Linked DNA regions of Homo sapiens: all the other regions are linked to region 3. A link is an interaction called in ENCODE POLR2A ChIA-PET data of the cell type or tissue named here. Cell type or tissue: MCF 10A. All regions are shown on one strand.

Region 1 (4,000 bases), 140 kb before region 3:
ATCTAGGTATGGTATATACAAATGTTCACTGAACAATTCTTGAAACTTTTCTGTACTTGTGAAATGTTTCACAATAAAATGTTGGTGGGGTTTGGGAATCAACAGCAGAAGTAATAAAAGCTATATTGGCATTAATCTAGACTTTCGGTGCTGATTAAAAAGAGCTCATTGCAGGACTGCTATGGGTTTAAGAAACCTGGCCCTGCATTAAAGCAGCAATCATTTACCTCCCTTTGCAAAACTAGACATGGGGAGAAAAGGCAAAAAGCCAGGATGTGCAGTAAGGCAATAAATGACACTTCCCACTGATGTCTTTGCTGGAGGAATAACCTGCAATGGAAAAAAGCTAGCCAATGTTCCTGCTGTCATAGCTAATACATGGCTGACCAATGACCATAAGGTGACTCAAACTGAAGGGACAAACACACACATATGATATGCCTTGATATGCCTGAAGAATGTGCTGGCATCACTGAATTATTCAATGATTTAAATTTTCTCCCAGTACTTTCATGTAGCTCACCAGAGCCATTAGTAATCCTAAGCAATGTAAACTTCATTCCACACAGCTACCTCCCTGGTAAAAATAAACAGTTGACTAATCCATATCCATTCTCTTTTTCTTATTTATTTTTTATTTTATTTTTTTGAGATGGAGTCTCACTCTGTCACCCAGGCTGGAGTACAATGGTGCGATCTCGGCTCACTGCAACCAAGGTTCAAGCAATTCTCCTGCCTCAGCCTCCGGAGTAGCTGGAGTTACAGGCACCTGCCACCATGCCTGGCTAATTTCTGTATTTTTAGTAGAGACAGGGTTTCATCATGCTCGCCAGGCTGGTCTTGAACCACTGACCTTGCGATCCGCCCGCCTCGGCCTCCCAAAGTGCTGGGATTACAGGCATGAGCCACTGCGCCCGGCCTCCTTTTCTTTCTTAGTAGAGTACCACAACTTTATTTGTGGCAGCAATAGGTCCAGGTCCTTTGCCTCCAGAGTTGATCAATGAGACATACACAGAAGTCATCAAGCAGAAGCTTCCAAGACAGCTCTCTAAAGAGAACTGACTCAACAAGGAAACCCCTTCTGTTTCCCTTTCTTGTCTGACAGACATGATGGCTGGAGTTCCTACAGCCATTCTGTGATCATGGAGCTATGGTGAATATAGAAACCACCTGCTAAAAGACAGCAGAACACAAACACAGAAGAGGCCTGGTTCCCTGATGACTCTAACAGGACCGGCCTGCCTTCCTCCAACAGACATCTTCTTCAAGTTAAGTCATTACTGTTAAGCATCTCGCCAGCTGCCAAACTTAGTTCCTGATAGGCCACCTTATCTAAAATGGTTAAAACTCATGTCCGATGGCAATTCATGTCTACACCTATTTCATGAATTGGTATGCATAAGACACTCTACAAACTAAATTCCAGAACTTCAGAAACTGTTACCCACCACAAATGGAAAATGTTATCTGAAGTTTGTTCACTATATTCCAGTGTATACAACACTTTATTTTCCATTTTCTTCCTTCTCTCTGGCATTCTCTGAATATTTCCTTACAGAATCTGTTCTTTGTAAAGTCAGTTTCACAAGTCTTCAATCACAAAGCATTCACAATTCCTTTCCTTCACTTATTTGACCATTAAAAACATGCTAAATCTAAATGCAATGTGAAATCCTGAGTTGGATCCTGGAACAGAAAAAGAATGTGTGGAGAAACCGAGAAAATTCAAATAAAAGCTGGAGTAGTAAACTCCAAGTAAACAAAAGTTTACTAAGTAAACAAATCTATTATACCAATATTAATCTCTTAGTTTTGATAAATGCACCAGGGTTATATGTAAGATCTTAATATTAGGGGAAGCTGCGTGAAGAGTATATAGGAACACTCTGCACCACTTTAGAAATTCATCTATAAATTTAAAATTATTTCAAAATTAAAAGTTAAAAACAAAAAGAATGCCAAATGAGCTGCCTTTTCTTCAAACCAGAGCTAAAAATCACAGATAACAATTTTAAATATCCAAGTTGCAAACCCTGCTTTGCTTTTCTTTCTTTTTTAAAAATTTTAGGGCAAAAACAATAATTTAAGCTGTGTTACTTAAAGGGCATTTGTGTCTCATTCACTCCCCTCTCCAAAGGTCAGAACCTCAGAGAAGACCCCACAAGCTGTGAAACATTGTTAAGATATTGTGTACTATTAATGCCACAACACTCACTAAATAAGAGTCCTCAGTATACTGTCATCCCAGATACAAGTGAAAAGGAAGTTATATATAGGCCTCTATCCCTGGACCAGAAATAAAGCCATACAAGTCTAAGTAAGCATACCCTTTTTACTTCTACAGGCACCACACCAAGCCTTCCTGGCCAGCATCCAAGTAAACTGGAGGCTGAAGCTTCACATTTTCAGGTATTCCAGGGCATTGGCTTGCTTTGCATTTTGAATTTTCTTAAGGCTGGGACCATCTGTACCGTAGTTATTACTTCCGTAGATCTGTAAACCCTCCAAGAGAATGAGGGGTAATGGCAACTAGCTAAGAAACACCTGAAGAGATAACTAACCTCTGTGAGGCTTTAATTAAAGTGCTTTCTCTAGAGTATCACTATCATGAATCACTTTCTTTTTTTTTTATTTTTGAGACAGAGTCTTACTCTGTTGCCCAGGCTGGAGTGCAGTGGCGCGATCTCAGCTCACTGTAACCTCTGCCTCTTGGGTTCAAGCAATTCTCCTGCCTCAGCCTCTCCAGTAGCTGGGATTACAGGCACCCGTCACTAGGCCTAATTTTTGTTATTTTTAGTAGAGATGGGGTTTTTCCAAGGCCAGGCTGGTCTTGAACTCCTGACCTCAGGTGATCCACCCACCTCGGTCTCCCAAAGTGCCGGGATTACAGGCATAAGCCACAGCACCCGGCTGATGAACCACTTTCTTACCACCTAGCTCGCAACTATGACTCTTCATTCTCTGAATACCCATGAAATTTAACATAGCCCACAGCTTCACCTGTAATTATTATCTTTCATTCAATAAATAATTACTGAAGCAGTGTTTCATAATAGCTAACAATAGCAGTTCATACTCAGCGAGTCCTATGTGCCAGACACCAATCTAAGCAGCAAGGGAAACAATGTGAGAAATGGCAATTAAAAATAGTCCCAGCCCCCTGATACTTTCCAGGGGTGATAGAGAAGATCCTTCCCAATGACCCTCTTGACAATAAAGAAATCCTACCTATGTCACCCAAGCTACCTCGGTATGGGGAGGGGGTGACCGTGGGGAGGGCTCCCCCGCCCCCTTTTGATACAGAAAGATCTGTAGAATCTTTCTATAGAAGATGGTAGAAGGGACGCCAGCACGGGAAATCCTTAATCAGACTGTTTTGCTAGAGCACATCCTCCAGTAGCTTCTTCATAAAACGGGCATGTGAGGTCAAATTTTGAGAACTTACATGTGTGAAATATCTTCATCCTTTCTTACACCTGCCTGAGAGTTTGGCTGGGTGCAGAATTCTGGGTGGGAATCTATTTTCCTTCAAAAGGCACTCTTTGCTCCACTACTTTCTAGCTTACAATCCTGCTAGAATCCTAGCATTCCTGATCCTATCTATGTGACTTACAGATATTGTCTTCATGGTGCTAGAAAATTTCATGATGCTATGCCAGGACATGCATATTTTTATTTTAAATTGACAGATATATATATGTATTTGTGTACCTGATGTTTTGAAGTATATATACATTGCGGAAAAGTTAAATCTAGCTAATTAACAAATGCATCACCTCACATAGTTTTTTTTTGATGAGTACACTTAATATCCACTCTGTTTGCATTTTTCAAGAATATATAATCATTAACTATAGTTACCATGTTGTATAACAGATCTCTTAAACTAATTCCCCTATCCAACTAAAATTATATATCCTTCAATCAACATCTCCCCATCCCCGCTACATCCTAATTACCACCATTCTACTCTCTACTTCTATAAGATCAACTTTTTTTT
Region 2 (4,000 bases), 50 kb before region 3:
TCATTTCGGGTGGACTGTAGTTGAATGGGAAGAGATAATTCTGCCATAAGATCAGGGTTGAATTTTGTTGGTTCTGGAACTCAGTTTTTGCTGCTGTACTGTCCAGAGAGAGAGAGAAATAGAAAGGGAGAGAGAGAGAGAGAGAGGCGCGCGCGCGCGTGCGCACGCACACACACACACACACACACATAACTAATATATATAAATACATATATATGTGGGTATATATTATTTATTTATGTATATATAATATAATATACTATATAGATAATATATAATTATCTATAATTATGTAAAATATAATTGTATATTATCTATAATTATATAAAATATATAATTATATATGTATTATAGATTATATATTATATATAATTTAATATATATAATATATATACATATGTAGGTACGTTTGTTTGTGTGTGTGTGTGTGTGTGTGTGTGTATAATTAAAAAAAATTTTTTTAGAGACAGGTTCTCACTCTGCCACCAGGCTGGAGTGCAGTGGCATGATCTATAGCTCACTGCAGCCTTGACTTCCTGAACTCAGATAATCCTTCCACCTCAGCCTCCTGAGTAGCTAGGACTGCAGGTGTGTGCCATACCACACCTGGCTAAATTTTTTTTTTTTTTTTGGTAGAGATGGGGTCTCACGATGATGCCTAGGCTAGTTTTGAACTACTAGCCTCAAGCGATCCATCTGCATCGGCCTCCCATAGTGTTTGGGATTACAGGTGTGAGTCACTGTGCCCAACCTATTTTTATTTTTTTGTAGAGATAGGGTCTCACAGTGTTGCCTAGGCTGGTCTCAAGCTCCTGGCCTCAAGCGATCCTCCCAGCTCAGCCTCCCAAAGTGCTGGGATTACAGGCATGAGCCAGTCTGGCTAGCCTGAGTTTTTATTTAGAAAAACATGAACAACCTGTATATGGCTGCTGTAAACCAATGGACTTTCTTTGTTCTTGAACCAAGCTAGGCATCCACACGGCACCTATTCATCTGAGGGGATAGAGTCAGTGTTCAGATGTCTTTGAAAGAAAGGTCCACCTGCAGTTCTTTAGCTTCTGAAATGTTTTTTTCTTTTCCCATACTGTCATGGATACACACGAGATTGTTCTGGACTTCCTTTATAGTAAACTTTGCTCTTAATAAGAGCTTGAAAATTTTTGTTGTTGCAAAACTGTGTTAGAGTTGATACTGTTATTTATTAGGCAACAAATGTTACATGAATATCTATGATGTTTTAGGCACTGGCGAAAAAGAGGTGAATGAGATATGTTCTTGAGAAAGTCTTGGTAGTGTAGTGGGCAGAGATTATTCTCTATAACAGTAATAATCAAACCACATGATAAGTTTACCACGGAGAAGGCATTAATTAGCTCAGCACTGAAAACTTGGGGCACAGGTTCCCAGAGCTCCAAGGGACATTTGAAGTGAGATCTGAAAGGTTGGTTAGGAAAAAATAAGTTATTCTAGACAGAGAAGTCAGGCTGTGCTGAGCCACGAAGACTTAATGCAGGTGAGTTGAGGAAGAAATACATAGTCAATATTGCCACAATATGGTCTGCTCAGTCTGGGGAGCAGTGGCTAGTGATGGAGCAGTAGGGGTAAGTTGGGGTTGGATTGTCACAGACCTTGCATGTTGTGCTAAGGCATGCAGAGGTTTCCAGGCAAGTTTTGACATGATCAGATTGCCCTTGGTAACATTATAAAGAAGATGACAGGTGGCTCTGCAAAGAACTGTCCAGACGGGGGAGCTGGACTGAGCCACAGTTAAGAGACTGTTGCAGTAGACTAGACTAGGAGGAGGAGAATTTGAATTAGAGCATTGGCCTTAGCAAGGGGATCAAAGAGGGAAAAAGATGAGATTGGTTTGTAGGCTGAATGAATGGAGGTGAAGGTAAAGAAAGAGTCAATAATTTTTGGAAGATAGGGTAGATGACAAAGTTGTTTAAAGAAAGCATAAAAGAAGGGGATTTAATGACTTAAATTTTTGATATAGGGAATATAAGTCTGAAACATGGGTCTAGCCTTGAGCTGGAAATACAGCTTGGGCAGTTAGCAACATAGAGATGGTAGATGAAGCCACGGATGCAGATGTAATTACCTGTAGGAGTATCATGGAGACCTTGATCTAGCCAGGACAATTTCAGGGACAGCCCAGGATTTGAGCAAAGGACTTGTCCATTGCTTTTATTGAGTCTTTCAAGGTTGATGATTTATTATTGTTTAAAAATATGAGGGAGCCATATTATGGTTGTTTTAATTATCCTTGTGGATGGGTATAGTAGAATGTCCTAAATATTAAAACATATAGAATTCATTTATAATGTTATATCATTTATAATGGTTGTAGCTTTATTATTATTTTTAATAATTAGGACAAATGCTTAATATTTTACATTTTAGATCATAGTATGAGTCAATATTCATGATGAATCTTTTTCTTTGTATTTCTTTCGAATTTAAGAAATTAGATCAAAATTTTCTGATAGAGACGAAACTTTGGAATGCAGAAATATTTTTAGTATTGGTGCCAAAAATTTAAGTCACTTACTTTAACACTTAGAAATTACAAGATCATATATGGAAAGTTTGTTATTGGTTTGGTGTATTAGAATCATTTGTGGAGCTTTTAAGGACACCAATGCAGTGCTGGATTCCACTCAAGAGGGGTTTGTGTTAGGGCCACATCATCTGTATTTTTTAAAGCTTTGTGGATATTTTGATGTTAATCTGAGAACCCTGTATCAGGGGTTTGGGTAGGGGCTTTGTTAGCATATTTTGTGTCTTGCTTATTTAGTTAACCTTTTTGTTTAAAGCTGTTAAAGCAAAGGCCAGAATACCAGCAGGTTAGCGATTTGGTCATCACAGTGAAACCATTTGAATTTTCATGTGAATTTAAACTATAAAACAAAATTCAATAGCAGTTCAGTCTGGGCTTGTATCATTAGAGGGCTGGTTAAATAAAATATGACTTGTTCACAGAGCAGAGTACTATGTAGCTATAAAAGGGAAGGAGGAATAGCTATGTACTACTGTGGGGGAGAATATATTGTTAAATGAAAAAAAAAACAAAACCCACTGTAGCAGAACAGTGGTATTGTACACTGTCATTTTTTAAAGAAAGGGGATCTATAAATCTATAAATATATATTTTTGTGCATATATATAAACACACCAATGGAATGATAAACCAAAAACTAATAAAAATGATTAAGGAGAGAGAGAGAATGGGGTGGATAAAACAGGGATGGAGGCTAGACTTCTGAATGTACTTTATTTTGTGGATTACATTTAGAACCATGCCAATGCTTTACCATATTATAAAATAAAAATAAATTAAAATGAGAGAAAAAGGCAATCTCTAAAAATCAAGTGCATCCTTTCAAAAAACCAGCTCCTGGATTCATTAATTTTTTGAAGGGTTTTTTGTGTCTCTATTTCCTTCAGTTCTGCTCTGATTTTAGTTATTTCTTGCCTTCTGCTAGCTTTTGAATGTGTTTGCTCTTGCTTTTCTAGTTCTTTTAATTGTGATGTTAGGGTGTCAATTTTGGATCTTTCCTGCTTTCTCTTGTGGGCATTTAGTGCTATAAATTTCCCTCTACACACTGCTTTGAATGTGTCCCAGAGATTCTGGTATGTTGTGTCTTTGTTCTCGTTGGTTTCAAAGAACATCTTTATTTCTGCCTTCATTTCGTTATGTACCCAGTAGTCATTCAGGAGCAGGTTGTTCAGTTTCCATGTAGTTGAGCAGTTTTGAGTGAGAGTCTTAATCCTGGAGTTCTAGTTTGATTGCACTGTGGTCTGAGAGATAGTTTGTTATAATTTCTGTTCTTTTACATTTGCTGAGGAGAGCTTTACTTCCAAGTATGTGGTCAATTTTGGAATAGGTGTGGTGTGGTGCTGGAAAAAAATGTATATTCTGTTGATTTGGGGTAGAGAGTTCTGTAGATGTCTATTAGGTCCGCTTGGTGCAGAGCTGAGTTCAATTCCTGTGTATCCT
Region 3 (4,000 bases):
GAGATGCTCCCACCTCAGCCTCCCCAGTAGCTGGGACCACAAAAATGCAACACTATGCCCAGCTAATTTTTGTATTTTTTTTTTTTTTTTTTGTAGAGACGGGGTCTCACCATGTTGCCCGGGCTGGTCTTGAACTCCTGGGCTCAAGCAGTCCTCCCACCTTGGCCTCCCAAAGTGTTGGGATTACAGGTGTGAGCCACTGCACCCGGCCGAAGATTGCTTTTGACATACCTGTTTCCAGGTGGCCCTGATCTTGTCAGTACTTATTCCTTCTGCATTTCAAGGGATTCTGGTGTATATAACCAGTGAAAGCCTGATGATGGTTAACCCTTCATTTACATCTCCAATCAAATGTCACCTCTTCTAAGAGGCCTTCCTTTCACCCTTTCTAAAGTAGCACCTTCTGTTCTTTCCCTCTGCTCTCTTTCCCTTCATAGCATTTGTCTCTACCTGGCATTACGTATACACACACCTGTGTGGGGAGTATCTGGGCTTATCTGTTGTTTTTCTAATGTGAACTACATGAAGGCAGGGACATAGTCTTATTCACTGTTGTATTCCTGGTACCTAGAACAGTGACTCACATGTAGTAAGTGCTTAGTAAATATTTGTTAGTTGAATACATAGTAGAAAATGCATCACTGTTTTGTAACTCCTGGAGCACCAGAGTTTCAGAGTTCCTAGAGTTCTGTCTTCATATTAAAAATTGAAGGGCGAGGCGTGGTGGCTCACACCTGTAATCCCAGCACTTTGGGAGGCCGAGGTGGGCGGATTGCCTGAGGTTAGGAGTTCAAGACCAGTCTGGCCAACATGGTGAAACCCCGTCTCTACTAAAAATACAAAAAAAATCATCTGGGCATGGTGGGGTGCGCCTGTAATCCTAGCTACTGAGGAGGCTGAGGCAGGGGAATTGCTTAAACCAGGGAGGTGGAGGTTGCGGTGAGCCGAGATTGTGCCACTGCACTCCAGCCTAGGTGACAGAACAAGACTCGGTCTCAAGAAAAAAAAAAAAAATGAATGAAGGGCCAGGCACAGTGGCTCAGGCCTGTAACCCCAACACTTTGTGAGGCCGAGGCAGGAGAATTACTTGATCCCAGGAGTTCAAGACCAGCCTGGGCAACAGGGTGAGACCTCATCTGTACAAAAAGTCTTAAAAATTAACCAGCCATGGTGGTGTGTGCCTGTAGTCCCAGTCACTCAGGAGGCTGAGGTGGGAAGATTTCTTGAGCCCAGGAGGTCAAGACTGCAGTGAGCTGTGATCATGCCACTGCACTCTAGCTTGGGCTAGACCTTGGGTCTAGCTAGACCTTGGGTGAGACCTTGTCTCAAAACAAAGCAAAACAAAAGGAACGAAAATCCCTTCCCCTCCTCATTTTCATTCCTTGCTTATGGATTCTTCCAGCCATTTTTGTATGCATTTATATAGGTATGTGTAAGTGTACACATGTACGGTCCATTGTTTTGCAGCTTGCTTCTCCCCCATGCCCTTATCAGAATGCCTGTTGAGCTTCTTGTTAGTCCCGCAGACCTAGGTAATATGCAGTGACTCATGCAGTCAGATTTCTGGGCATGAGCATTTAGATGGGTTTCAACCTGTTGCCATCTGAACAGTGCTGTGGTTCGCATTCTTGTATATTGGTCATCGTGTACATGAGCAAGTATTTCTTCTACAAAGAAATAGAATTGCTAGGTCAGAGTGAATGAGCATGAGGTTGTGTGTCTGGGACAGATTGCGTAGGGCCTGGCAAGGATATAGGCTTTTACCAAATGTGGTGGTGGTGGTGGTGGTGGTGGTGAATCAATAATGGGGCAAAAATCATGGACATATGAAGAAATGCAACAGCAGGTAGACATAAGAAAAACAATTAACCTCAGGAGTAAAAAGAACTCAGAACCACAATTTAAAAATTGCTTTTTACTTATTAAATTAACAAAATTAAAATAGAACTAGTAGTCCTTGCTGTTGGCAGAGTGAAGTGGGATGGACCCTTCATTCTGTATTGATACGATTTCAAATCACATATCTCTTCTGGAAAGCAAGTTGGTATTATGGCTCTAGAGTCTTAAAGGCATCATTTAGACCCTTTTACTCAGTAAGGTTTTTTTTTTTTTTTTTACCAGTCACACAACAAACATTTAGAATCCGTCATGTGCTGGGTTGTGAGTGAGGTCTTAAGAAGAACCTAGGGAGCTTTTAATGATATAGAAAATGCGTTAAGTTTTATTTGTAAAATGGAATATACAATGTAAATAACATCAATTAGGCTAAGAAAATGCATCAGAATACTAACAGTGTTGGAGTTATGGGTGTTTGTTTAGCTTCTTCGTATTCTTATATAAATATTTTATATAAAATATCTTGGGCACAATGGCTCACGCCTGTAGTCCCTACATTTTGGGAGGCCGAGGTGGGTGGATCACCTGAGGTCAGGAGTTCAAGACCAGCCTGGCCTACATGATGAAATGCTGTCTCTACTAAAACTATAAAAAATTAGCTGGGCATGGTGGTGGGCACCTGTAATCCCAGCTACTCAGGAGGCTGATGCAGGAGAATCGCTTGAACCCCGGGACGCAGAGATTGTACTGAGATTGCACCACTGCACTCCAGCCTGGGCAACAAGAGCGAAACTCTGTCTCAAAAAAAAAAAAAAAAACAACAAAAACCTCATGTCTTTCAGCAATATATGTGTGGTATTCATCACTCATAAAATTTGTTACTTTATGTGATTGTGGAGGTTTATTTTTTCAAAGAAGCAGTATAAAAAGTTTTATAAGAAAAAGAATAGGGCCATTGATTTCAAATCTCATTAGAAATACAACTCAGAATAAAGGAAGCCTAGCAAAAGATTCAGATCTGTTCCTCAAGGATCCAGAACTGATAGGGTAGCACTGTGTGTTTATCACAGGAATTTGCCTGTCTTCCTGGATGTGGTTTTTAAATTTTAAGGACGGATTTGTTTTTAATTTCTGTCTGCTACAATTTGACATGTCTGTGCTTGTGCTTCCCTCTATAAGAAGTGTGTTTTCATTTCAGTGGCCTCATTGTTCCTGAGAGAGATGGCAATGAGACTGTCCCTGAGGTTGTTGCCACATCAGGTTATGCCTTGCTGCATTTTTTTAGTGATGCTGCTTATAATTTGACTGGATTTAATATTACTTACAGGTAAGATACTTAAGTCTAGTATTTGTGATTTCATTCAGGAGACTATCTACTATGTTTTAACAACAATAATGGCTAACATAGATTGAGAGCCAGGCATAGCGTCAGGCAGTTTACATGGATTTTCTCATTTAAAATTCTTCCATAAATTCAGTGAGGTCTGGGCTCTGTTTTTCTGCTTATTTATAATTGAGGAAACTGGCAGGAAAAGGTTAGTAGATTGTCAAAGTAACTGGTGGGACCACAATTTAAACCCAGGTGTTGATGCTGTTGAACTTCTAGAAGAGAGGGACTTTTCTGCTAATGGACAAAAACGTTGGAATTTTACAAAGTACAGCTCCACAAATATTAGTAGTTGTCATGTACTCGATAGTAGAAGAAATCTATACTCATTAAAGTACCTTGATAGTCCATTTATCCCCCCTTTTAAATTCTGAATTACATTGTTTCAAAGCACTGTCAGTACAATTATATTATTATGAGATGCGTTATAGTTCAACTGTTTTTTTTTTTTTTTTTTTTGAGACGGAGTCTCACTCTGTCACCTGGGCTGGAGTGCAGTGGCATGATCTCGGATCACTGCAACCTCCACCTCCTGGGTTCAAGCAATTCTCCTGCCTCAGCCTCTTGAGTAACTGGGATTACAGGCACCCACCACTTCGCCCAGCTAATTTTTTGCATATTTAGTAGAGACGGGGTTTCACCATGTTGGCCAGGCTGGTCTTGAACTCCTGACCTCGTGATTCGCCAACCTCGGCCTCCCAAAGTGTTGAGATTACAGCCGTGAGCCACTGCGCCTGGCCATAGTTCAATTCTTACATTAAGTTAAACTAGCCTGCC

The links. Peaks named below come from ENCODE experiments on the same cell type or tissue, not always from the same donor. Only the 100,000 strongest peaks of a DNase experiment are listed, where the experiment ranks them.
Region 1: POLR2A ChIA-PET joins it to region 3 with 9 read pairs; 2 of 35 experiments call an interaction of 5 or more read pairs at or near these places.
Region 2: POLR2A ChIA-PET joins it to region 3 with 5 read pairs; 2 of 35 experiments call an interaction of 5 or more read pairs at or near these places.

Annotation. Positions count from the first base shown.
Region 1 is chr20:3,398,588-3,402,587 of GRCh38, forward strand. All of the region lies in intron 1 of DNAAF9 (dynein axonemal assembly factor 9), which reads right to left. Among named protein-coding and RNA genes, the nearest start is that of DNAAF9, 7.1 kb to the right of the region's middle. In MCF 10A, no CTCF peak of the experiment used is centred here; no DNase peak of the experiment used is centred here.
Region 2 is chr20:3,492,709-3,496,708 of GRCh38, forward strand. The region is part of intron 1 of ATRN (attractin); the gene reads left to right. Among named protein-coding and RNA genes, the nearest start is that of ATRN, 24 kb to the left of the region's middle. In MCF 10A, no CTCF peak of the experiment used is centred here; a DNase peak (open chromatin) is centred at 1,703.
Region 3 is chr20:3,542,728-3,546,727 of GRCh38, forward strand. It overlaps ATRN (attractin), which reads left to right. Exons shown (of 29, transcript NM_139321.3): 4 at 3,035-3,163. Among named protein-coding and RNA genes, the nearest start is that of ATRN, 74 kb to the left of the region's middle. In MCF 10A, no CTCF peak of the experiment used is centred here; a DNase peak (open chromatin) is centred at 1,584.